Linked DNA regions of Homo sapiens: region 1 is linked to region 2. Evidence: read pairs that join two places in POLR2A ChIA-PET (ENCODE). Cell type or tissue: endothelial cell of umbilical vein. All regions are shown on one strand. Links, peaks and the distances in the headings refer to the core of each region. The heading gives the core; the rest is flanking DNA.

Region 1 (12,928 bases), core at 3,507-7,506, 200 kb before region 2:
TTTATAAATGTAAAATGGAACATGAAATTTAAAAATCTTTAAAAATAAACATCTGTATTTGTAAATGTCAGGATAAATAATGCAATATTTACTAAATTTTTGTCTACTTGCAAATAGTCAATCATGCACACTAATGACATTTTGGTACATGTACATCTGTCTTCTTAGATGCTAAGCCAGTACCCAAAATTATTATTCTCTTTTGTAATTCTACCATTTAGTCTCCAAAGATCTCTTTTTGTATAGGTGGTACCACAACCAGAGTATCTCAGTTAGTTGACAAGAAACTCCAGAATTAGACTCCTTTATCTCTTGCAAATCACAAGCAATACTGTAGATTCTACCCTCTAAAATGTTTTAATGGAACATATTTCCTATTCTCCATTGACACACAGGACTAATTTGGAGACTTAGTGTGGTCCAGGTGGCAGGTCAAGCAGGGTCTGAAATAGTCTTTGGTCCTTCCCTAGTCATTTTGTGCATCACTGCTAGATTAATTTTTTGTAAAGCTCAGTCTCTAGAAAAAGCAATTCTGGAGCTAGATCCATAATGAAACTACTTTTTAGCTGTCAGGCCATGTGCAAATAAGATAATTTTTCTGAGAGGTTAAATGAGGATACTATGTCTTTTAGATTTGTTGTAAAATTTGACTACAATTATGTTAGAAGTATTTTACACAGGATCTGACATATCATGGAGTCTTAATAAACATCAATCTCCTGCTTCCATATTCTTCCCTACTCAACATATATGAATGAAACACCAGCTGCTATTAAAAAAGGTCTAATACGGCTTTTTATATCTACTCTCAGGCAGGTTAAAACCTCATCTTTTACTATTTCTCCAAATCTTAAATTTCTTCAAAACCGAAAGCATTGCTATCCCCCCTGAATTGCTGCCTCTTTTATCAACACAATTCATTTGCTCATTCATTTCTGTTTCACTCCATGTGGGTTAGCCATTCTTTTGCCTCTCCGTTGCTACATGTCTTCTTTCCCACCTTCCAAAGCCTTCTCAATTGTCACGTATTTCATAAACCATTCTATAGCAGCATCTATTTTTACTCTGACTGTCATGTATATTTTTTGTGCTTGTTAATTTTTCTTATTGTATTTATCATGATTATAGTATTTGGGGATAGAGCATAGTAGAGAGTTTAATAGAGTACAAGATACATCGAATTTACTACTGACTCTATCTAACCTTCATCACATACTCGATATATGACCTTGGGTAAGTCACTTAACCTCTGTGTGCCTTTCCTCATTTGTGAAAGAGACTCTGTAATAATACTTTTGTGATTGATGTTATGGGTTGGATTGTGTGCCCTAAGAAGGTACATATAAGTCCTAACCCTTAGCACTTCAGAATGTGACCTTATTTGAAAATAATGTCATTGCAGATGTAATTAAGATGAAGTCATACTGGAGTGGAGTGGGCTCTTAATCCAGTGTGACTGGCATCCTTACTAGTAGAGGAGAAAGACACACAGAGGGAAAATGGCATGTCACTATAATGGGAGAGATTGGAGTTCTGTTGCCATAAACCAAGAAACACCTGGGCTACCAGAAGCTGGAAGAGGCAATAAAATATATTTTCTTAGAGGCTTTAAAGAGAACATGGACCTGCTGACACTTTGAATTTGGACTTCTAACCTCCAAAAGTGTGAGAGAATATATTTCTCTTGTTTTAAGCCCTCAGGTTTGTATTATCCTGTTCTCGTAGGTCAAAGAAACTAATACAGTTGATGTGAAGATTAATTAATTAAAAATTTCAGAAGATTGCTCAAATTACAGTATTCAACAAGTCTTAATTTTCATTACCTGTGTTATTTATTCTGCTATGACATAAACTCCTTGAGCTCAGGAACCATATCTTACGTTGGTCTCCCCAAGCTCCAACCCAATATATATTACACAAAATAAAATAAATAACTACTTATAAAATGTGTTTTGAATAAATAGTGTATTGATTTTTCTTAATTATTCAATCCTCTATAGGAAACATTGGAAAAAACAGAATAGTTGATATATTGCTCAAAACCTATGGGTTTAACCTAAATCATAAGTTAGCCAGAACCTATTATTTAGAAAATTGTTTTCTGTGCAAAAATGAATAAGATTAAGCATATTTGTAATTGTATACTAGTCAATTATTTGAAAAATAAATGAAGTTCTAATAAAATTAATCATGAATTGATATCAAATTAAACTTTACATTATCTTTTTTGGAAAATAATTGTTCATCCCTTTCATTACAATGAAAAATATTTGAAATACTTATCTTCTTTTTCTGTTGGTTGAAATTATCTATGATGACACCAATGAACAAGTTCAAAGTGAAGAATGACCCAAAGATGATAAAGACGACAAAATAAATATACATGTAGAGGCTATATTCATATTTGGGCTGCTTGTCTACCTATAAAATTTACAAAAGTTAGCATTATATGGACAGTAACATTCATTATTTTCTTTTTCACATGGTTTGACCAGGTAATTCAAACAGTGCTATCCTAGGTAAACATAGGATTTAAGAAGCCATAGCATTGTTGAGGTTTAACATAATCACTCTTAACAATTTATTCAACATGTATTCATTACATACTTATTATTTAATTTATTACATACTTATGTAATAAATAATATAATCTTCAAATAACTACAAAGGGCTTAATCATATGCATATTTGTGCTCATATTGGTAGGAAAATTCAATAACTAAGTGACATACTATGTATATGTTATTTCCAAAAGTACTGTAAATGAGACATTATCATATTTATACACATTTTGCCATGTATTTTCTTTTGATTCCGAATACATCTTTATTATATTTTGTAAAAATATTACCTAGGGAGTAATCATTAAAGTTTCTTAGCATGGAACTTATTTCACATAAACTCATCCAAGGTGTTTTAAACTGTAAAAACAGTAAAAGCTATACATTAAAATTATTTTATTTTTATTTTGATAAGCGCATATTTACTGAGCATTTAGTAATGCCAGCCTGCACTAAGTGCCCTGCTTCTATTTTCTTGTTGGGTCCTCACAACACTATGGAGTAGGCATTGGATGATTGTAGACATTTATTAGACAAATGATAGATTCATTAAATTATAGATTAGACAAATAAACTAAGTCTCAAGAAGGTAAGGTAATTTGCCCGAAGTCAGTTGTAGAGCTTGGATGATATGGTACAGCTAGAATTTGAATCAGGCTCTATCTCCAACTGCTGTACTCACAACCACTAGGCTACTATCAGGTGGATGTTCTTCATTGTCTATGTGAGTCCCAAGGGCTTCATGAAGTTATAGTTTGGAAATCACTGAAATAAACTAAGAAGCTTTTAAAAATAAAGTTTAGTGCTAAGATAATCAATACTTACATTAACAGAATCCACTGCTGCATACATAATAATCGTCCATCCCTTAAAAGTTGCCTTTAAGAATAACATTAATAGAATTTGAATGTTAAGCTCATATTCTAAAATAGCCATAAACAGAGTTTTGTCTGTTTAATGTTACCACAATTATTAAGTAATACTAGTAAGTTTTGCTGTATTCAACATGTCCATTTAATGTAAAGATTTTTTTAAAAAGGACATATTCCCAAGTAACATTCTAAATCTTAGTCCCAGTTAATTATTTCTAAATTGTTACAGTTGCCTGTGAATTTCGCACATAACCTTTTATTTTTTAAAGGTGAAGGAAAATTTTATGAATAAGACAGGAAACATCTTTTCTCCATTTTTTAAAGGGTTCTCCATGCCTGTGGGAAGTTCCTCTCATCCCTTCATAGTGTGAAGCAGGAAGTTCAAAAACGTTCATTTTTGAAGCAATATTTGAATGGTGCAAGATGGGAGTCCACATGACACCAAAGAGTCAATTATAAATTAATAACTCAAATGCAACAGAACCCATGCTTCTTATTCATGTAGGAACATGTTCTAGGAAAGACCAACACTTTTTTTTTTTTTTTTTTTTTTTTTTGAGACAAGAGTCTCGCTCTGTAGCCCAGGCTGGAGTGCAGTGGCACGATCTTGGCCCACTGCAACCTCCGCCTCCCAGGTTCACGTGATTCTCCTGCCTCAGCCTCCCAAGCAGCTAGGATTACAGGCGCCTGCCACCACACCCAGCTAATTTTTTTGTATTTTTAGTAGAGATGGGGTTTCACTATGTTGGCCAGACTGGTCTCGAACTCCTGACCTCATGATCTGCCCACCTTGGCCTCCCAAAGTGAAGAGACTACAGGCATGAGCCACTGCGCCCGGCCAAGACTGGCACTGTTTTAAAAACCACACAGTATTTTATCTTCAATTTATAATTAATATACTATTTAAAGAATAACTTATATCCTTCGTCCAATATCTATTAAAATACCAAGCACTCATGAAATGGGACACTTACAACTTGAAGCAGAGATAGGTAACCAAGTCCGACATTATCAAAGTTCACTTTCAGGTTTTTCCATCGCACATTTTGACTAACATTCATAAGGGCAAAACATTCGGAACGATTTGGAACTTGACTTGCAGGAAACCGTGACCCATCTGTGGTGTTAATACACTCATAGAACTTGCCAGCAAACAAATTTACTCCCATGATGCTGAATATCAGCCAGAATATAAGACACACAAGTAGCACATTCATGATGGAAGGAATTGCTCCTATGAGTGCATTCACAACGACCTAGTATTCAAAAGAAAGAAAAGCATGATTAGGATTAGTAAGATGTTAAATAGGCAACATGAAAGAAATGCCATGCAGACATAAATAAATTAGAAAAGCCGCCCTTAAATATCTAAGACATCAAACCAACCAGCCGACTCATGTTTATTAAATGCCTACTCTACACTCAGCAGTGTGCCAAGCAAGACAAAATAAGACATGAACTCTGTGATCACCAGGCTTACAAATTACATGATTATCACACAATAAAATTGTTAGCAAAATATAAGACAAAATAACTAAGATAATATAATAGCTTAAATAAATGTAAAATAAATAAAAATAATAAACCAAAACCTGTTATTGATAAGGTAAACTTGTAAAATCTGTACACTCTGGAAAAAAAAGAAATGTATAAACATAAATGAAAAATATATATTTATATACATTTAAATGTTCATGATCCTATTATTACCAGCATTAAAGATTCCCCCATAGAGAAACTATTGGTGTATATCAGGTAGGTGGAATTATGACTGGACATCATTTTAATTTAATTTAATTATTTTCTTTTCTTATTCTCTTTTTTTGAGACATTCTCCACAAAAGGATTGAGAATCTTTAAATGGTTTAAATCCTTTAGATTTGGCTGGTTCTACGAAATAAGAGCAATCGTTTTAAATTTATTATTATTACTCTAAATACTTTATATGTAAGCCTTTGACTAAATATATATAGTGCTGGCCTCAGTTAAGACAAAAATTAGGAACAGTTTTTCTTTAATCCTTTCTTTATTTCTGCTTTTCAGCATTTGTACTGCTATTGATCACCAGTTTGTCTTTGCCACTCCAGTTTTCATCCAGGGCAATTCCTGTGGCATTTAACACTCTCCAGATTTTCTTATTTACTTAATCTTTCAAAACCTACCTGTCATCTTACACTTCAGCTTGAGCACCCATTCAAGTACAAATGTGTTAAAGATTAACCTGTTAGGGAAGGAGCACTGGGATCCTTCTTTTCTGCAATGTATTAAGCAGGTTCTCAAGATGCTTTAAAATAGAGAAATACTAAGGATCTCTGACTACTAATCAGATCATCTAGGGAGAAGGTTTGCAAACATTTTTATAAATATTTTTAGGCTTTGTGGGTTATATCTCCGTTGCAACTATTCAACTCTGCCATGGTAGTCATGGGTCATACATAAACAAACTGGTATGGCTGTGTTCCAAGAACATTTTTACAAAAACAGGCTGGGGTTTGTTGACCTTTGGTCCAGAGCAATGATTATTTGGAGTTCATGGACCTGTAGAGGTTTCCTGGGGGCATGAAATTATATAACAAACATTATGGTTGTGCTGTCTTTCCGGAAAGACAATTCTAACTTTCATCAGATTCTTACAGTCTATGTGACCTCAAAAAAGATTAGGAGGAATAGGAATAGAGAATGAAGTTCAAAGTAGCCAGCTCTTAATAGAGCCTACCTTTTCATGCTCATTTCCTGCTGCCCTCCCTACTATGTTTATCACGTAGGCACTCTGATACATCTAGTCACTGACCAAGCACACCTTGCACAATCTATTCTGTGCCTCCCTACCATGTGGTATCACTGCCTTGAATGCCTATCTGCCTATGATTTGGGGCTTACTCTTCAGTCATGAAATGTCTGAAATGTCACCTCCTTGTGATGTCTTCCCAGACTTCCCCGGATAGCCACTCCCTACTGTATATTCCTGTATCATTATGTGCCCTTGTCTGTCTCTCTTGTAACCATTGACCCTACTCACTCTTTGGGGACCGGGGTCTATGTACCACTGTACTCTGTGTTTTTTATATCACAACACCTGACACATAGTTGGTGTTTAAAATGTTTTTCTAAAAAATGTGAGTAATGATGGAATCATGGGTCTCTGAGAAAGACAGGCACCTATTGGTCTGATGAGAAGCCAGTTGGGAAAGCTAAAGAGCCTAAGGACTCAAACAAGCTGACTACAATATGCCTCAAATGCATTATTTCATTATTTCATTTATCCTTCAAAATAGCCCTGCGGCATGAATAAATGTCTCTTTTTGCATGGTTAACAAATGTAACTAAATAGACATTTGCCTCTCAAAATATACTAAACTATTCTCCTGCATCCAATTCACCTGTAATACAGATAAAGAACAAAGAGCAAACAGAGTTAAATAGTGGGCTGGCTTAATCACTGAAGGAAGTGGTTTTGTAGGGGAAAGTTGTGATAGATTGTAACATTCTATTAATGCTCAAAAAATTAAGTTAATGTCAATGAATTCTAATACCACCTTTCTGCACAAAATGAAACTTGTAATTTTCAACTTGTAGATAGAATATTTTTGAATTGTGCTTATGAACTTTTTTGTATAATCATGATCTTTCTTTTATACTTGGAAACCGTTATACACTGGATAATTAAAATAGCAGAGATTGCAGTCATAATTAGGTTTGTAGGGATAACAGTGAAGATTTGGTAGGCTGAAAGATCTCTAATGTTCACTTGAGGCTGGTTAAAACCCAAGTTTCTTATCCCCATCCTGGAGTTTCTGACTCAGTAGGTCTGGGGTGAGATCCAAGAATTTGCTTTTTTTTTTTTTTTTTTTTTGATACAGAGTCTTGCTCTGTTCCCCAGGCTGGAGTGCAGTTGCATGATCTCGGCTCACTGCAACCTCTGCCTCCCGGGTTCAAGCGATTCTTCTGCCTCAGCCTCCCTAGTAGCTGAGACTACAGGTGAGCACCACTATGCCCGGGTAATTTTTTGCATTTTTAGTAGAGATGGGGTTTCACCATATTGGCCAGGCTGGTCTCGAACTCCTGACCTCATGATCCGTCCGTCTTTTTAATAAGTTTGTAGATAATGCTAATAGCTGGTCAGTAAACCACACTTAAAGTATCAGTAAGCTGGACTAATCTCCGTGTTAAATTGCTCAGAGAAGGTAAGGTAGGGAGGCAGTTAAGTAAACAAATAAGTAAAATACAATATAATGAGGATTTTAGGTGTCTGAACAGAGAGAGAATATCCAGTTATGTCTCCTGGTGGACGGACAAGGCAACTTTAAATTGAGCCTTAAAGGACAGATAGGTGTTTGTCTGCTATACAAACGGGTTAGGGTCGGGACAGGGCAGGGGAAGCATTCCAGAACAGAGGCATAAAATAGCAGGTATAAATCTGGAGAAGAAATTTTAGAGGAGTACCAACACATGAGGATATGGACTAATTACAGAAAATAGAGTTGTTGTCCTCCATGTGTGTTACAAAGTTGCTGGTTTAATACAATCCTTAAAGCTAGGTTATGGTAGTTGTTATTCATTATAACTTGTTTGTCTCTGCTAATTGAGTATCTTTTCAGGCACTCTGCAGCCTAAGTGCAAATTAAGTAAACTCTCTGAGCTTTAGTTTTCTCAAATATAATTTAGTTATAATTCCACTTACTTTGCAATGTTATTTTAAAGGTGAAATTAAATGTGATGGCTGATGCTGTCTCACTTACCTATCTTTTCTAATGCTCCTTACCCAGGTAGTTTCTTAAACAAATATTATTTGAACACCTGATATAAGTAGGTCCTTGATTACTTATGTATGAGAGATGATGTTAGGAACAATAGTTTCCCCTTTCACTTGGACTTCCTAGCACAGGGAAGATTTCCATTTAATATGAAAAAAGTCACTCATTTGGATCATTCTATTGTTTGACAATATTAGATAAAGGCAGGATTACTGTGATTAACTTATTCCCTTGTTAAACAATATGCACTGAAATACTGTGTGTGTATATATATATATATATAGAGAGAGAGAGAGTATGCATATATATACTAATATGTACAGTAAATGAAATAATATATATACTATACTATATATGCATATTTTATATATAGTCTTTCATATTCTGTATATATTAATATATAATAGTATATACTAATTAGTATTATACTTTTTTAGTAATATACTAGTATATACTAATGAGTATTATACTATTTTTAGTAATATACTATTTAATTAATGCTATAATTAGTATTTATATATTAGTATGCATATATACCATTAGTATATATAATATGCATATATACTATTAGTATATGTAATATGCATATATATACTATTAGTGTATATAATATGCATATATATACCATATATGCATACTATATATAGTATATATGCATACTGTATATAGTATGTAAATGCATACTATATAGTATACATATGCATATATACATATATGCATATGTATATATGTATATGTACACACACATACATAAACAGCCTATGTATTTATGTAAACAGAAACAACTCATAATTTCTACATACCCATTGTTTTTATATTTTAAACCCCATTAAAAAATAAGAACATTATAAAGTTTAGTATTTTCTTACCCTCATTCCTTCAAATCTAGATAAGGCTCTTAGAGGTCTTAAAGCTCTCAGTGTCCGAAGGGATTTAATGGGGCCAAGATCTGAGTAGCCAAGAGTGTTTGCCACTAAAGTAACCAAAGAAACCTATAAAAATAACATTTTCATTAATTGTGTCAATAAAATGATGAAGCATAAAAGGAAAAAGTCAATTCTGAAACTCACTAAAAGCAACTCAACAGGAACAATAAGATGGTATATACGGAGTTGTGTAGTCAATGCCTAAAAATAGGGTAAGATGGATGTTTCTGTAAGGAAATAGATTTAAAAGAAGGTTAACCAAAATAAGAAGAAATAATGTAAGCAAAGTAAGTTGTTTATTCTATTTGAATAGAAATCATGCATATGCTTTTCACACTTTTGTAATCAATTGCTTTGTAATTCCTTATTAAATCTAAAAATTTAATTAGAACAATGGTGAACATTTTAATTATAAAACTCAGGTCAAAATGAAGTGTGTGATTCTGAAGCTAAGCCCTAAAAGTGTGGTATTCACTCAACTAAATCTATGTCTTAGTATAAATCTTATTAAAAAACATTTTGAAGACTCATGATTTTGAGTTGGGGCAAATTCTCAACAAGATTGCTTCTGCCCTACAATTTCTAAAGATTAGCACCAAAGATCTACCAAATAGTTTTTCATGGGAGAAAAATCACAATTGTACTGAAGAGAGAATGAGAGTAGCTGATCTCATTGGCTTCACAATCAATATAGATATAATAAGAGCTTCATCATGTTAGATAGATCAGCCACAATTACCATAACCAGTATCCAAAAGAAATTTGAGTTCTTATCGTAAATTATCTTAAGAAAGAACATGAACAGCAATACAATCAATACACATTTTAGTTACAAAGCAATGAGCTCCTCCATGACCTTAGATCTGGATCTATAAATATGTTTACTCTCTGAATTAGTTCCATGGAAAATATTCATTTGCCTCACATCCTGTGTAGCAGGAGACGATGTCTAAGAAAAATGTCTGGAATGCAGTTCTTCATTACGAATAAGTTAGTGACTGAGAGATTCAATTTTTCGAGGGAAGAATAGGAACAGATGAGAGCCAACTTTATATATTTATCTATTTCAGGCGTAGAAAAAGTCATTGTTCACAAAAAGTTCATTGCTGTTACCATCAGAGACAGGTAAACTGACTGATGAAGCGGGAAGTGTTTTAAAGTGCTCATCCTCATGTAGTATTTCCAGATGTCTCACTAAATGTAACATGGCTTTTTTTTTTAAATTCCTAAAGCTACGTATTTAGCAGAATAAATTACTCCTCATGCCACTCTTAAATTTGCCCAGTCATTCACATCCATTATTTTCCACTTAAGAACACTTGAAAATATGTATGCTCCCTCTTTAATCAGAAAATTTTTTTTTTAATGTTTTGCTGTGGTTTGAATGTTTGTCCCTTTTGAAACTCATGTTGGAACTTAATTCCCAATGTAACAGTATTAAGAGGCAGAGCCTTTAAAAGGTGATGAGGTCATGAAGGTTCTGCCTTCATGAATGGAATATAGAGTAAGGGCTTAATGGGTTATCATGGGAGTGAGTTAGATATCACAAGAGTGGGTTTATTATAAAACCCAGTTTGGCTCTCAGTGAACACCCCTCGCCATGTGATGCCATGAGCTGCCTTGGGACTCTCTGGTGTGCCCACCAGCAAGAAAGTTCCCACCAGATGTGGACCCTTCACCTTAGACTTCCCAGCTTCCAGAACTTTAAGAAATAAATTTCTTTATTGAATACTTTAACCAGTCTCAGGTATTCAGTTACAGCAATAAAAGGTAGACTAAGACATGTCTGTTATAATTGATACAGCCCCTAAAATACTAATAGGTCTGTTCTCCAAGCCACTGTTAAGTGAGTTTTATGACACGGAATATATGCATATTATTAAGACTATGGTATAGTTTGTAACTGAGAATATATATGCATATATATTCACATCTTTCTATAAACACACACGTATATATACAAATATACGCCTGTACTGAAGAACACTGTTTAATCAAGTAAGTTTCAAATAACCCAGAAGCCTGCAGAAATCAGACAAGTCCATTCTCTGAGTAGCAAATAATATAAGTAGTTCTGAAATCTGAATATACAACAGAATCATCTGTAGGGCTTGTTACAATGATTTGCCACATCCAACCCCAGAGTTTCTGATTCAGTATGTCTTGGGGTTGGGGGCAGAATTTGCATCTCTTATGAGTTCTCACCTACATGTGCCAACGTTTTCAGTTTTGAGACCATCCTTCAAGAACAACTGCTGTAGATAAGTTTCTATACTTTTCAGAAAAAAAAAAAATCAGCCACTCCCCCAAATCTGTGTCCCAAAATTTGCATCTCTGTCAGCAAGAATATTGTGTGGAGCTTTACTCTCTGTGCTTTGCATTATATTTGTTCGTTTCCAAAATATTAAATAATATTTCAAATTGGAGTTGTTTATCTCCCTGATTTCTGCACATTACATACCCCTGAACAGGAGGTTATACTCACTGAGAATCATCACTTTAAATTTTCAAATAAAACAATTTCCATTATTAAACAGCCATATCTCTTAATTTAAAATAAGTTCAATTTTACTTGTAAACCTTCATTTCTTACACTGAATGATGAAAATGAGTGTATTTGTGATAATATTTTAAAGATTTTAAAATATCTAAAATATTGTATAATTTTTTAAGAGAGAGACCCCGTCATATTTACAGTTTAAGAGAAAAGAAAATCTACATTCCTTCTATAATTTCTTCTTATTTGGGGCAGCCTTTCTTCAAAACTACTATATTACAAAAATACCCATTTTATCATTTTTCATTTTTTAGGCAGTAACTAGATAACTTGATATATGAATGATTAATTGAAAAATAGCAAGAAATCATTACTATATCCGAAGTTAGAATTCTCATAGAGGAAACCTAAGATAACACATATAAGGTGTAATATATAGCTATGTTAAAAATTTTTTCACATTACATATTATAGAAAAAAGTTATTGTTTTTAACATTTAATATGTTGTGTGATTAAGAAAACGAAAATTATTATTATTTTTTTTGAGATGGAGTCTCACCCTGTCGCCCAAGCTGGAGTGCAGTGGCACGATCTCGACTCACTGAAACCTCTGCCTACCGGGTTCAAGCGATTCTTCTGCCTCAGCCTCCTGAGTAGCTGGGATTACAGGCACCTGCCACCATGTCTGGCTAATTTTTTGTATTTTTTAGTAGAGACGGGGTTTCACCATGTTGGCCAGGCTGGTCTCAAACTCCTGACCTCAGGTGATCCACCTGCCTCGGACTCTCAAAGTGCTGGGATTACAGGCGTGAGCTACCGCGCCTGGCCAGAAGCCAAAAGTTTATGAAGCTTTGAATAACAGTTGAGAAATTGAACTTTTGAGTAAATATGACTAATTTGGTAACATTTTGCAGTCAGATTTTACTATGTATGATCATGCTTACTTGTGATTTTCTAATCCACATATGATGCTGTATGAATTCAACTTTTCTTAAAAGCTCGATAATGCAAACCCTTGGTTAAATTTTAAAGCACTTATTGGCATATACAAATTTGCGTGTTGACCTCTAATTATGTCAGGCATCATATGGAAAACAAATCTCTAAAAACTATGACTGATTATAGGATGTTTCTTCCCTAAACACAAAGGTTAGGTTTCTGAAAATCTAGAAGAATTAGTAAAAGATAAAGAACATATCATTCTGAGAAAAATAAGACTGGGAGATTGAGGTTATAAAATAATGTAAGAAAGCCATTTTAATTAATACAAAATATGTCATATATATTATTAAGTTATATTATTAAAATATAAAATAA
Region 2 (12,928 bases), core at 4,946-8,945:
TGGTTTTGACTTTCTGAATTAACAGAATCATGATACATTTGTCCCCAGCAAAGTATCAAACACCCTGGCTGCCCACTTACCAGAGTGCCAGTGCTGAGCAGAGTAACAAGCCCAATAAAACACTTAAACCAATTGTTCTCTACAATCTTGCAGCAGGTTTTCCTGATGTTCTGCCAGATTTTTCCTTTCTTGGATGCTCCACTGATTTGACCAAGTGAAGATCCGCGTCTGCAACCTGTCAAGATTGAATTGGTAAGAACAACAATCTAGAAAACTCATGAAAAAGTAAACAACTGAAACTTTCTACTATGTGCCACAGCAATTATTTATTTACAAATTCTAATCCAGGTTGTCTCTGATTTATAAACATTTAATTTTTACCCATGGTGTAGTGACCACTGTAATCCCTGAGCAGGAAAAGGAAAACTGGACTTAGGAGTTCGGTAGTAATGAAAGAAAGGCATTGTGAAAGGCAGAAATGACCTACAACATGTTGTCACTCTGCAAAACAGTCTGAGAATAGGTATTCACTAATAGCACAAAAGAAAATACACACAAATATCTCATTTCTGAATGTTACATTTTGATATAATGCCTGAAAATTTACTCTTTGAAGATTCACATGGTATAACATGCATTCCTGTTTAAAAATATAAATACTTATGAGATGTTAAGAGGCATAAAATTAGTTAAATCAAATTAATTGCTTTGATTCCAGTTCTTAGGTGGCATGAAAATGGGAATTTTTATTGAGACTATTACGGAAGTAACATGGACTGTGGAGTACTTTGTGGGTAGAGTACATGTGTACGGGGCTGCACTCTGCGCTCTGGCCAAAAGGGTTAGCAAAATGGAAACCTGAGGCTGGAGAAGAGGTTGATATACAGGTGACAAAACAAAGAAATGGAGGTAGGTGGAGTTTAAAGCCAAAACATTTTATTTTGGAATTTTGTCTTGTGTTAAATTATACTATGAGTAGTATTGTGGCAGTGGAATATTATTAATAATGGTGATTCCAAAACACATTTTTCATGCTGTGAGTAATATTGGGTAAAGATACATAATGTTCATATTTGATTTTATACTAGTAGCTATACCACTGTGTGCTTTAGAACAGAGCACAATTTAGGAGTAAAACAGAAAATCAGTATAGTTAAAGCAGCACTGAGATGTTTGTGTATACACATACACATGCACACATATACCTATATATGTTGAAGTCAAATGAAGTGTTCTTAGATCTCATGAAATAGGGCCAATATTTAAGTTACTCATATAAAAATGGCCTATAACTGTCAGAGGAAAACAAGTTGTAATGGTGACACTTGTACATTTAACATGAATATTAAGAAATGTATAAAGATTCAGTCAATTGACTGACATACTGGATATGGAACATATACATTTTGACAACTTATAATTCAAATTAGTTTCCTAGCAAGATTAACAAAATTTTCTTACCATTTTTCAGATGCTTTGATCTTTCACCTCCATAGAACATTTCTTCTTCTTCAGAGATAGCAATATCAACAGTACTGCATTCAGATGAGCTAGATTGCTTTATTTTCTAAAAGGTGAAGTCCCACCAAAAAAGTTGTGATTAAAGTTTCATTTACCCATGGTGGCCAAAGTTTATTTCATTTTCAGAAGTAAGAAAAATTTTGTACAGAAATAATATTATTAGGTTTAAAAGACTTAAGGCCAATTTCATGACTGAGATTAAAATGCGTACATATTGGTAAGAGTTGAAGTTTAAAAAAATATTGTATGATACTTACTTTAAGCTAAAATAACATTTAGATTAAAATTCATGTTTAGTTTATAACACTTTGCTTCTTAAAGATGTATAGGCTGTCTCCAATTCACAAAAGGATTGGGGTTCCAAAGTTTTCTTGGAGTAAGTCACAAGTTTCCCATATATGCTATTTCAATTAGATGAGTAGAATCAGAACAAATCATCCCTTGATGCTAAAGATGGGTAGATAATAGTGCACCTAGGTTTCATTGTAAAATTCAGTCCAGATGGTCTTATGTATGTCATCACAGGATGGGATTTATCATGAAGTAAAATGAGGGAAAGGCACAAGAAATAGGGACAAGAACAGGCCTGGGAAAGGGGCACAGCCTTATGAAAAGCACCCAGATGCAGAATTGACCTTCTTTCTAACTCTGCTTTTGACTGAAGTTCAAGGCTGGGTAGAATAAGGTGGTCATTGCTTTACATAGGTAATAGTGCTAATGATACTCTTTGCCTTTATTTAAAATTATTTTCTCACAATACTTTATTTTACCTTATTTTAAAATAAGGATACCGTAAATCATTCTTTAAAATCACCAAGATCTAAGGTTAATAGCATATAAGTAATATTTTCTAATTAAAACAAAAATTAAGGCAAGCGCATTTTAACATTTGGAATGAAACCAATCTTATTTCATAAAAATTAAGAAAAAAATCTAGGTAGACGGCCAAAAAACCAGAGAAATTGTCAATATTTTGTCCTACCTCTTAGACTTATACACAGTAAGTGTCAAGGAAATATAATTAGAAAGCTTTTTTTGCTTTAGTTCTTACGTGGTCAGTTGTCAGTAAATCATTATAGTGCTCAAATAAAAAAAGTAAAGTATCCAGCAGAATATTATTCTTACACAGATATTTTTATTTCCATTACTTTTATATATTCTTTATTTATTTCTAATGAAATAAAATCTGTAGCAATATATTTATTTGAGACTAGGCATTAAGTAATTTAAACATAATATTTGACAGTAATTAAAATTATACATCATAAATTTATATTTTTAAAGAGTTGTAAAAAGCCTTGTACATATCCTATTTGATGTGATTTTTCCAAAATACCGGTGAGTAGGTATTTTTCTAATTTTACAAATAAATCAATTAAGACTCAAATTATAAATCATTTATTTTGATAAAAGATTATTTAATGGCATAAAGTGACCATGATATACTTCTGCATTACAAAAAATACAAGTTACAAAACACGATGTAAATTTTGATGTTATTTTTATAATATGTAAATATATATGCATATTTTTAATAAAAATAGGCTGGAAGTACAAATAGCAAAGAAACAAGACAGTGTATCTCTGAATTATCAGATCATTTATAATATTTTTGTGTTTTATTTTTGGCTGTGGGTATATCAATATCCTAAGTAGTCATGGGCTACATAATCTAGAAAGCATCTAACTAAATATGTAACTAAATATATAAATAAATGAATACATCTTTTGTGAGTAGTTAATCAACCAGCAAGACCAAATAACTATGCAGCATAAATAAAAACTGCAATTTCAATATTTACAGTTATTTTAAGTTACAGCTTTCCTATGTATTTTCATACTCCAGAATTTCTAAGGAGATTAGCATGAAGTTTTCAGGGACACTCCAACATGCTGTGCTGTGGTAAATAGCAATTTCACCCAGAAATGGATAGTAATCCAAATCTTTAACGAAGATTGAGAAGTGTGCTGAGTAAGAATTTATGCCTGTTTTATAGCAATGGTATTAATTTAAAAGGTAAATGAATCTTAGACTATTGGGCATGTGGATTAAAAATGTCTCTCTAACTAAAATAAAGATGGCTTTAGTAGGTGATGGAAGGACCTTGGATAATTGAAACTGAATTCCTCTTAGAAGACAATTTGTGAAGTTATTGTAGAGAGCATCTGCCAAAACAGAAGAGGTCTGGGAGACAAGATGGTGCCACAGATGATGGGGACCTGTAAAGACACATTCCCCGACCCTCCAGTGCCCCTGAGTGATCTGAAATGATTCCCTAGTGGGGTCCAAGGTAAAAAGCCCTTGTGCAGATGTGATCTCTGTAGGTGTAGCTTTCTATGAAGTTACACCTCCTTCTAAAACACAAGCTGCTTGCAAATGGAGACAATAAGACTGTTTCCAGTAGGGTGTATATTTTAGAAGCTAAGTGAACAGCAGTATCTACCCTTCTTTGAATGCGACTCTGATTTTTTTTTAAAGCCAGTGCGTTATAAAGCTACCAACTGTTCAAAATTCAAACTGGGAGGTTTTAAAAATTCCTTTAGTCCAACTTAATTATAATGTCCAAATATGGGCAGAAATGATCTGATTCAAATCTTAGAATTTTAGCAAGCAAGAAGGAATTGTAGCACTCTTCTAATTCAATCTCCCATTTTAAGATTATAAAGCCCATGGAAATTTAGTGATTTGTTAAATCATACACCTTGATTTAGAAAACTTTGGTTTCCTCAGTATACTTTTCAGCACCCTCAAACTGCCTGGTTATTAATTTATAGAATGTCACAATTATATCATCTAATGTTTCCTAAGTGCTTACTCTTTACTAGGTATTGTTCTATGCACTATTACCTCCCCCCCTCCATGGACTAAATACCATTTTAGCCTCATTTAAATATGAGAAAACTGAAGCTTGGAAAGTTTAAGTAATTTGATCAAAAGCATAAAGTCAGAGGCTAAGAGTGATGGAGCTAGGAGTGATGGAGTTAGAATTGAGTGGATAATCTGGCTGTGGAACTTCGGCGCTGATTTACTTCCTTATCAACAATACTATAAATCACCACTAAGCAATCAGGATATTTAAACATCTTACCTCTTTGCTGCCTCCATCACCAGACTTACTCTGAATCTCCTTATTATCCAGATTTTCTATATCAGATTCTCCTGAAGCAATTGGTACAGTTTCTGAGACACTAGGACTGGGGATAAGTGATTGGCTCTCATTTTCAGTAGCGTTTTTCTCTGTGCCACTGCTTTTTTCCTTATCTTTGAGAAAATCTTGGGTGTTGCTCAATTCAGAAAGGGTATGGTCAGAAATATCTTCTTTAACATATACCTCATTTACATGGTCCATTGTGTCCTTTGGGACATTTTGTGTTTTGCATAGTATTTTAAGAAGCACATAGTTTATTCCTTTTTTAATTCTTGCCACTGCAAGCTGGAGATTTTTTGCTTCATTATTCTCTTCAGCTGTTACATCCTTGCATGAACTAAATGAGCTCACCAATGCCAGAAACAGGTAAAGTACCTAAATAAGGAAGTAAAATGAGGCTAAATGTATCTCATTTTGTTTCATTTTAAGTAATGAAAAGTTTGTTTACAAAACTGATGAGAACATTTAATATCTACTCTGTTAGCATTTTTCAAGAATACAATATATTGTAATTAATAACTGTAGTCACCATGCTGTACAATGCATCTTTTGAACTTATTCTTCCTATTTAACTGTAATTATGTGTCCTTTGATCAACAGCTCCTCAATCTCCACTTTCCCCTAACCACCCCAGCTTCTGGTAACCATCATTCTGCTCTCTACTTCCAGAGTGTGAAAGAACACTTAACCCATTTATGCCTAGTGTTCCATTATTGGAAGGCTAAGCTTGTGGGAGTTATTTATATCCTACTGCTCAAGGTCATCGCCAAGGTCGACTTTTCACACAAAAATTGCAACTTCTGGCATAAATGGGTTAAGTGTTCTCACCATAAAAATGATAACCATGTGAAGTAATGCATTTGTTAATTAGCTATATTTAGCCATTCCACAATGTATGTCTACTTCAAAACATTACCTTGTACACCATAAATACATACAATTTTATACATTAACTTAAAAAATAAATTTGACTAAAAAAGGCTGACCTGAGATTTGAAAATGAAGCATATGAACTACAATACTATTCAGTTCTTATCCACCTACCACAGTGTGTCAGGTGCTGTGCTAGGGATTTGTATAGCAAGAATTTATTTTAAGCTCATGACATCCTATGCAATATGATTTGTTTCTCTTTTACAGATGAAAAAGGCAAGGTTTACAGATGTCAAATATCAAACGATCAAAGGTTACATAGATTAGACCCAAGTCTGCTTTATTCCAAAGCTTATTTTCTCACTGAGTCAAGCTGTCTCACCCAAGGTGAGCAAATAAGTTGTTTTTCCAGGCAGCTCACTTCCCTTCAGCCCTGTTCCAGGAAAACATGTAAGAATTCTGCAAACCCAGGAAGAATTATATGGGGAAAGAGCTACCCAGGGTCCTGCATACCATATCTAATGGCTTTTGTGGGATGAAAACACAGATGCTAGGAAGGTTAGTTGATTATCTGCTGTAGTAAATTTGGTCAAATAAGAAACAGATGAGTGATGGAAGACTCATTCCTAACACTTGTAACTTATTTTTAACTCAAAGATAGTGTATATTTTGACTTTTACTATCACTTAGAAGTATGATCAAGTACTGATCACTTTCCAGAGAATCAGATTTTAAACTTGTTTATAATTGTAAGGCATATATTATAGTTTTGGATAATTAGGCTGACTATTTGTGTGTACATAAAATAAGTATGTGAGCATCTCCAAAGACTCATATTTTGAAACTTTTTTCAAAATTTTAGATCTATGTGAACAGTTGAGTTTCTCAAACACTCCAATAATTACTCTTTTTCTCATGGACATGCACATCTGGGATAATAGTGTTTAATCCTAATGGGTTACATTTACTTCTCTCTATCTAGATCTTCCTATTTCTTAGGAATACAGAAGGTTCAAATAAAACTTGTATAGAAAAATCAAAGTATTTTTCAGTGAATAAAGTCATCAAATAGATAATCTTATCCATAGTTTTAGCATAGCAATAAAATTTTGGTTATAAGATATATCAATATGGGAAATGTTTTGTGGGTGAGAGCATCTGAAAAACTGGCAAATATCTTTTATAATCCACAATGAAAGATTCTCAGAAGAGAAAAATTAAAACAGAAAGGACAATGATCAAATGCTAATAGCTTCAGAAATAAAGAAATAAAGCAGACTTAGGTCTAATCTATGTAACCTTTGATCCTTTCTGTTCTCCCACTAGCGTCTCCTTTGGCAATGAGGTTTACTTATAGATAATCTAGGCAGGACCTCCATGGCTCCCATAGGAGCCACACTATTAGCAACTCTATGATTCTCAAAGGACAACAGTTTCCTGATATAAGATGGTGAGACCAGATATAATTTAAGATAGTCAGTTGTTTCCTTTTCTTCTATTGTTTGGCTAAGTATTAGGCACAGTGTGAAATAACAGAAGGCTGTTAGTGTGTTTCATGACTGTAAGCTTCATATGAACAAAAACCATGTTTTCTCTTAATTAGACAACCAGCACACTGCTAGGCACAAAATAGGTAATAAACAAATATTTATTTTAAAAAATAATTGATTATAGAAAGAATAAAAAATAGATTTTGTGCTAGGATTTGAACAAGAAAAAGTTTATGCTATATTAATCATATTTTAAGGAAATTACATCAAAGATTTCTTATATCTTAGACATACATGCACACAAATATACACACATACATTCATATATCTATATATATATAGTGAAAATGTTCAAAGCCTAAAAATGAACGTAATCTTAAAAGTGCTAAGTGCTCTGAAACTGTAGTATAAGATAAGAATTTTATAACACTAAGAAATGCTACTGCTTTGTTCAGATGTGGTCTGAATTAAAAATAGCCTACTCTCTTTAAGGATTTAAAGGAAAAGACAGGCTGTGTAAGTGGCGCAAGTTACAGAGAACTGATTACTACTTCTAATTTGAGCATTAACAAAAAAGAGAGCAGAAAATGCAGAGATTTGTATTATATAAACTCAGAGTAACTTTATTCTAGTCACAGAATCTGTAACCAGATTAAAAACATATATTTATTATTTTTGCGTTGAGAGAAAAGGTGAAATAGTGTGTATAAAACAAAACTTTTTAAAAAATTCCCCTGAATTTTGTTTTCTTGCCCCTCAAAGATATCCACATATTGAGTGAGAATTGAGCAACTCATAGCAAAATCAAGCAGCATGAAAGAGGAAGAAAGTTCAAGATTTAAGTAAGTACTTTCTGATTTGTAATCAACAAATAAACAGGTATGAAGGAATTTAACATGTATTGAGGCTATTTAATTTTAAATTTCTTGAGTTACATCTTAACATATATTTAATTTGGGATTATACAAATATATATGGAATAACATATGTGTCTATGATCATATTTTTTATTTTTAAAAGGCAACTGAATTTTGTATTAAGTTTTCTCTTTCTTTTATTTTCATGTTTCTATCCCTCAGTGTTTGGTTTATGTAACCAGTCAGGTACTATATTTCACTTGGTGACAATTACCTAAATCACAAGTAAAACACCAGGAATGAAATTAAAATTTGCTAACTAAAACTTGTTAATAATATTAAATAACTAAGAAAAATCTGGTAAAGATATAGGGGTTAAATTTTTCTGCAGTGTAAAGAAATGATTTATGTAATATATGAATTACTTATAGGGTGCTAAATGATTACATTTAAGTTATAATAACCCTATAAGGCAAGTATTGTTATGTTCATTCCTCCATTAAGTATGGTCAGGTTCAAAGAGGCTGCGTAATATGCACAAAGACACTTATTTATTAAGTGATTGAAATGGTTTGTCTTTGCTCCCATCCAAATCTCATCTTGAATTGTAGTTCTCATAATCCCCACATGTTGTGGGAGGGAATCGGTGGGAGGTAACTGAATCATGGGGGCAGTTACCTTCATGCTGTTCTCATGGTAGTGAGTTAATTCTCACAAGATCTGATGGTTTTATAAGGGGCTTACCCCACCTTCACTCTGCACTTCTCCTTGCTGCTGCAATGTGAAGGACATGCCTGCTTCCTCTTCCACCGTGATTGTAAGTTTCCTGAGGCCTCCCAAGCCCTGTGGAACCGTGAGTCAGTTAAACCTCTTTCTTTTGTAAATTATCCAGCCTTGGTTACACCCTTATTAGCATCATGACAATGGACTAATACAGTAAATTGATACTGCAGAGAATGGGGCACTGCTGTAAAGATATCCAAAAATGTGGAAGTGACTTTGGAGCTGGGTAACAGGCAGATGTTGGAACAGTTTGGAGGGCTCAGAAGAAGACAGCAAGATGTGGGAAGTTTGGAACTTCCTAGAGACTTGTTGAATGGTCTTAACAAAATGCTGATAGTGATATGGACAATAAAGTTCAGGCTGAGGTGGTCTCAGATGGATATGAGGAACTTGTTGAGAACTGGAGCAAAAGTGACTCCTTTAGCTGTGCTTTAGCAAAGAGACTGGTGGCTTTCTGCCCTTTCCCTAGAGATCTGTGGAACTTTGAACTTGAGAGAGATGATTTCGGGTATCTGGCAGAAGAAATTTCTAAGTGGCAAAGTGTTCAAGAAGCAGAGCATAAAAATTTGTAAAATTTGCAGCCTGATGATGCAGTAGAAAAGAAAAACCAATTTTCTGGAGAGAAATTCAAGCTGGCTGCATAAATTTGCACAAGTAATGAGGAGCCAAATATTAATCACCAAGGCAATGGGGATAATGTCTCCAGGGCATGTCAGAGACCTTGGCAGCAGCCCCTCTCATAACAGGGCATAGGCCTAGGAGGAAAAAATGGTTTTGGAGTCTGGGCCCAGGGTCCCCCTGCTGTGTGCAGCCTAGGGACCTGGTGCCCAGTGTCCCAGCTGTCCCAGCTGTGGCCAAAAGGGGCCAAGGTATAGCTTAGGCCATCACTTCGGAGTGTGCAAGCCCCAAGCCTGAGCAACTTCCATGTGGTGTTGAGCCTGCTGGTGCAAAGAAGTCAAGAACTGAGATTTGGGAATCTCCACCAAGATTACAGAGGATGTATGGAAATGCCTGGATGTCCAGGCAGAAGTTTGCTACAGGGGCAGAGCTCTCATGGAGAACCTCTGCTATGGCAGTGTGGAAAAGAAATGTAGGGTTGGAGCCCCCACACAGAGTCCCCACTGGGGCACTGCCTAGTGGAGCTGTGAGAAGAGGGTCACTGTCCTCCAGACCCCATAATGGTAGACACACTGACAGCCTGCACTGCACCTGGAAAAGCCATAGGCACTTAACACCGGCCTGTGAAGGCAGCTGGGATCGGGGCTGTACCCTACAAAGACACAGGGATGGAGCTATCCAAGGCCATGGGAACCCACCTCTTCCATCAGCATGCCCTGGATGTGAGGCATAGAGTAAAAGGAGATCATTTTGGAACTTTAAGGTTTAGTGACTGCCCTATTGGATTTCAGACTTGCATGGTGGCTGTACCCCTTTGTTTTTGTCAGTGTCTCCCATTTGGAATGGGTGTGTTTATCCAATGCCTTACCCACATTGTATCTAGTAAGTAACTTACTTGCTTTTGATTTTACAGGCTCATAGGTGGAAGGGACTTATCTCAGATGAGACTTTGGACTTGGACTTTTAAGTTAATGCTGGGATGAATTAAGACTTTGGGGGACTTTTGGAAAGGCACGATAGTGTTTTGAAATGTGAGGATATGAGATTTGGGAAGGGCCAGGGGTGGAATGATATTGCTTGGCTGTGTCTCCACCCAAATCTCATCTTGAATTGTAGTTTCCATAATCCTCATGTGTTATGGGAGGGACTTGGTGGGAAGTAATTGAATCATGATGATGGTTACCTCCATGCTATTCTCATGATAGTGAGTGAGTTCTCAGAAGATCTGATGGTTTTATAAGGGGCTTTCCCCTGCTTCACTATGCACTTCTCCTTGCTGCCATCATGTGAAGAAGAGCATGCCTGCTTCCCCTTCTGCCATGATTGTAAGTTTCCTGAGGTCTTCACCCTATGTAAATGTGAGTCAATTAAACCTCTTTACTTTATAAATTATCCAGTGTCAGGTATGTCTTTATTAGCAGCATGAGAGTGGACTAATACAGTGATAGAACTGAAATTTGAACCTATGTTTCTTTGATTCTGAACTCTGCTTTTTCTACAACTCAACAAGACAGAACTATTTAAAAACCAATTCATTTCCTTTGACATATAATAATTTTTTGTAAGGTTTCTGCTTAAGGCTTAATATCACTGCTGAGTTTTCTTAGAAGAGTAAGACAAAATTAATTTTTTAAAATGTGAAATGTCTTCCTTTTACACCAACCCACATTAGAAGTGTGGAGGTTAAAAAGATCAACAGCTTCAAAGATTATCTCCTTACATTTTTCCCCCTTCTACTTATTCTACTGCCATTATCATGATGTTTCACAGTTGGATGACTGCTGAGGAAAATTAAGCTGGAAGGATTTAGTGAGCCAAGAAATATGATGGCCAATGAATTGGAAATGGAGGTTCATGTAACTCCATTTATCCTAGAATCCCTCTGCACATTGATGAAGTTTCTGGTTAGTAGAAACAACAAAAAATAGAAAGAGATTGGAGTTCAAAATCAAAGAAGCAGGAATGTTTAGGCAAATATATATATATATATTTATATGTTATATCATACATATATGTATATATACATACACACACATACATATATGTGTGTGTGTGTGTATATATATATATATATATATATAGCCTCAGTATTTCTGCTTCTTTCTCTTTGAATTATGTGAATGTGTGTGTTGTTGTTGCTTTCCTCAACAGCCATAACTCTTCCTTTTGGAAACAGAAACATAAAATTTATTTAGGAAATTACACTTATCCTCTTATTAGTCATAGGATTTGTGTTTGATCTTATCCCATCTCCAGCTGTAAGAGAGAGCTATGAACAGTTTAACATAATAAATGCATTCCACACCCTGGGCAATGGAGATTAGTTAAGAATGGGCATGTGATTCAGCTAATGAGATAATAGGAAAAATCAACTGTGGCTTCTAGAAAAGAAATTCTTTCCTCTATTAGACTTGATATAATACAAAGATATGAGGCTTTAGACTGCAGCAGCCATCTTGATAAAACAGAAGATACTAGCTAGCAAAGAGCACAGAGAAAAACAGAATTGAGATCTACAAAGACCTCTCTGTAATGATCCCATTTAATCATTTGTGTCACATCCAAACTGAAGCAAGATCTATCTCTGATATTTTGAGTTATGAGTTATGTATGCTGATATATATGATCATTTTTTTGTTTCAGCCAGTTAGAGTGGTGTTTTTTATCACTGGGAATGAAAAGTGTACTACTGTAACTACAAAGGGCAGAAGATATTGAAGTATTTTTTACATGTTGGGCACCGTTCTAGGTTTTGTAATAAAGAGGAGAGCTATGGTCCTTTCCCTCATGGTGCTTACAGTTTAATAAAGAAGATAGAGAAGTACACTAACAATTAAATACAATGCCAATGTGATAATTGTATGACAAGGGTCTTCTCAAGGTGAAACACAAGCAATGTGGACAGGTAAAATTGAGTCTAACCTGCGATTTTTTTTCAGTCTTTTGGGAAATGTACTTGATCTTTATGACATGAGTAAAAAGAAAATACCAAGTCTTGTATTCCTGTAAGAATCATGTTTTAATAAGCCATACCTTTTCCATAGATGCAGTGAAAGCTACTTATTTAATTCATTAGAACCACTTCAGTTATTAGGAAACTTATAAGTGAAAGCTTTCTCTCTTAGTTAATGCATAACATTTTTATAGACCAGGGGTTTTCAATCTTGACTACACAATTTAATCAACTGAAGATTTTCAAAAAATCCTGATGACCAGGTCATGTCCACATACCAATAAAATCAGAATCTCTAAGAATGGATTCTAGGCATCAGCATATTTTTATTAATTCCCCAGGTAATTCCAAAGCCAGGAAAAGACTGACAGCAGTGTTACATTTAAGTGCTTCTTAAAATTTAATGGGCACACAAATCACCTGGGAACAGTGTTACAATGTAGATTACGCTTGCATAGGTCTGGGATTGGGGTCTGGGAGTCTGCATTTCTAACCACCTCCCACGTGATGCCAATATTACATTGAGTAACAAGGTTAGAAGCTAGTGCTATCTAATGGAAATATGATGCAATCATATATGCGATTTTACATTTCCAGTGGCCACATAGAAAGCACAGAAAAACAGGCAAAATTAATTTTACTAATACATTTTATTTAACAAATATATTTAGTTAAATACAATAT

The links. Peaks named below come from ENCODE experiments on the same cell type or tissue, not always from the same donor. Only the 100,000 strongest peaks of a DNase experiment are listed, where the experiment ranks them.
Region 1: POLR2A ChIA-PET joins it to region 2 with 10 read pairs; 1 of 35 experiments calls an interaction of 5 or more read pairs at or near these places.

What each region holds. Positions count from the first base shown.
Region 1 is chr2:166,224,284-166,237,211 of GRCh38, forward strand. It overlaps SCN9A (sodium voltage-gated channel alpha subunit 9), which reads right to left. Exons shown (of 27, transcript NM_001365536.1): 21 at 9,057-9,179; 22 at 4,408-4,689; 23 at 3,387-3,440; 24 at 2,284-2,421. All of the region lies in intron 4 of SCN1A-AS1 (SCN1A and SCN9A antisense RNA 1), which reads left to right. Among named protein-coding and RNA genes, the nearest start is that of SCN1A, 100 kb to the left of the region's middle. In endothelial cell of umbilical vein, for the core only: no CTCF peak of the experiment used is centred there; a DNase peak (open chromatin) is centred at 5,908; H3K27ac peaks cover 453 bases.
Region 2 is chr2:166,427,708-166,440,635 of GRCh38, forward strand. It overlaps SCN7A (sodium voltage-gated channel alpha subunit 7), which reads right to left. Exons shown (of 26, transcript NM_002976.4): 16 at 4,611-5,045; 17 at 1,462-1,567; 18 at 81-235. Among named protein-coding and RNA genes, the nearest start is that of SCN9A, 58 kb to the left of the region's middle. In endothelial cell of umbilical vein, for the core only: no CTCF peak of the experiment used is centred there; DNase peaks (open chromatin) are centred at 5,914 and 6,984.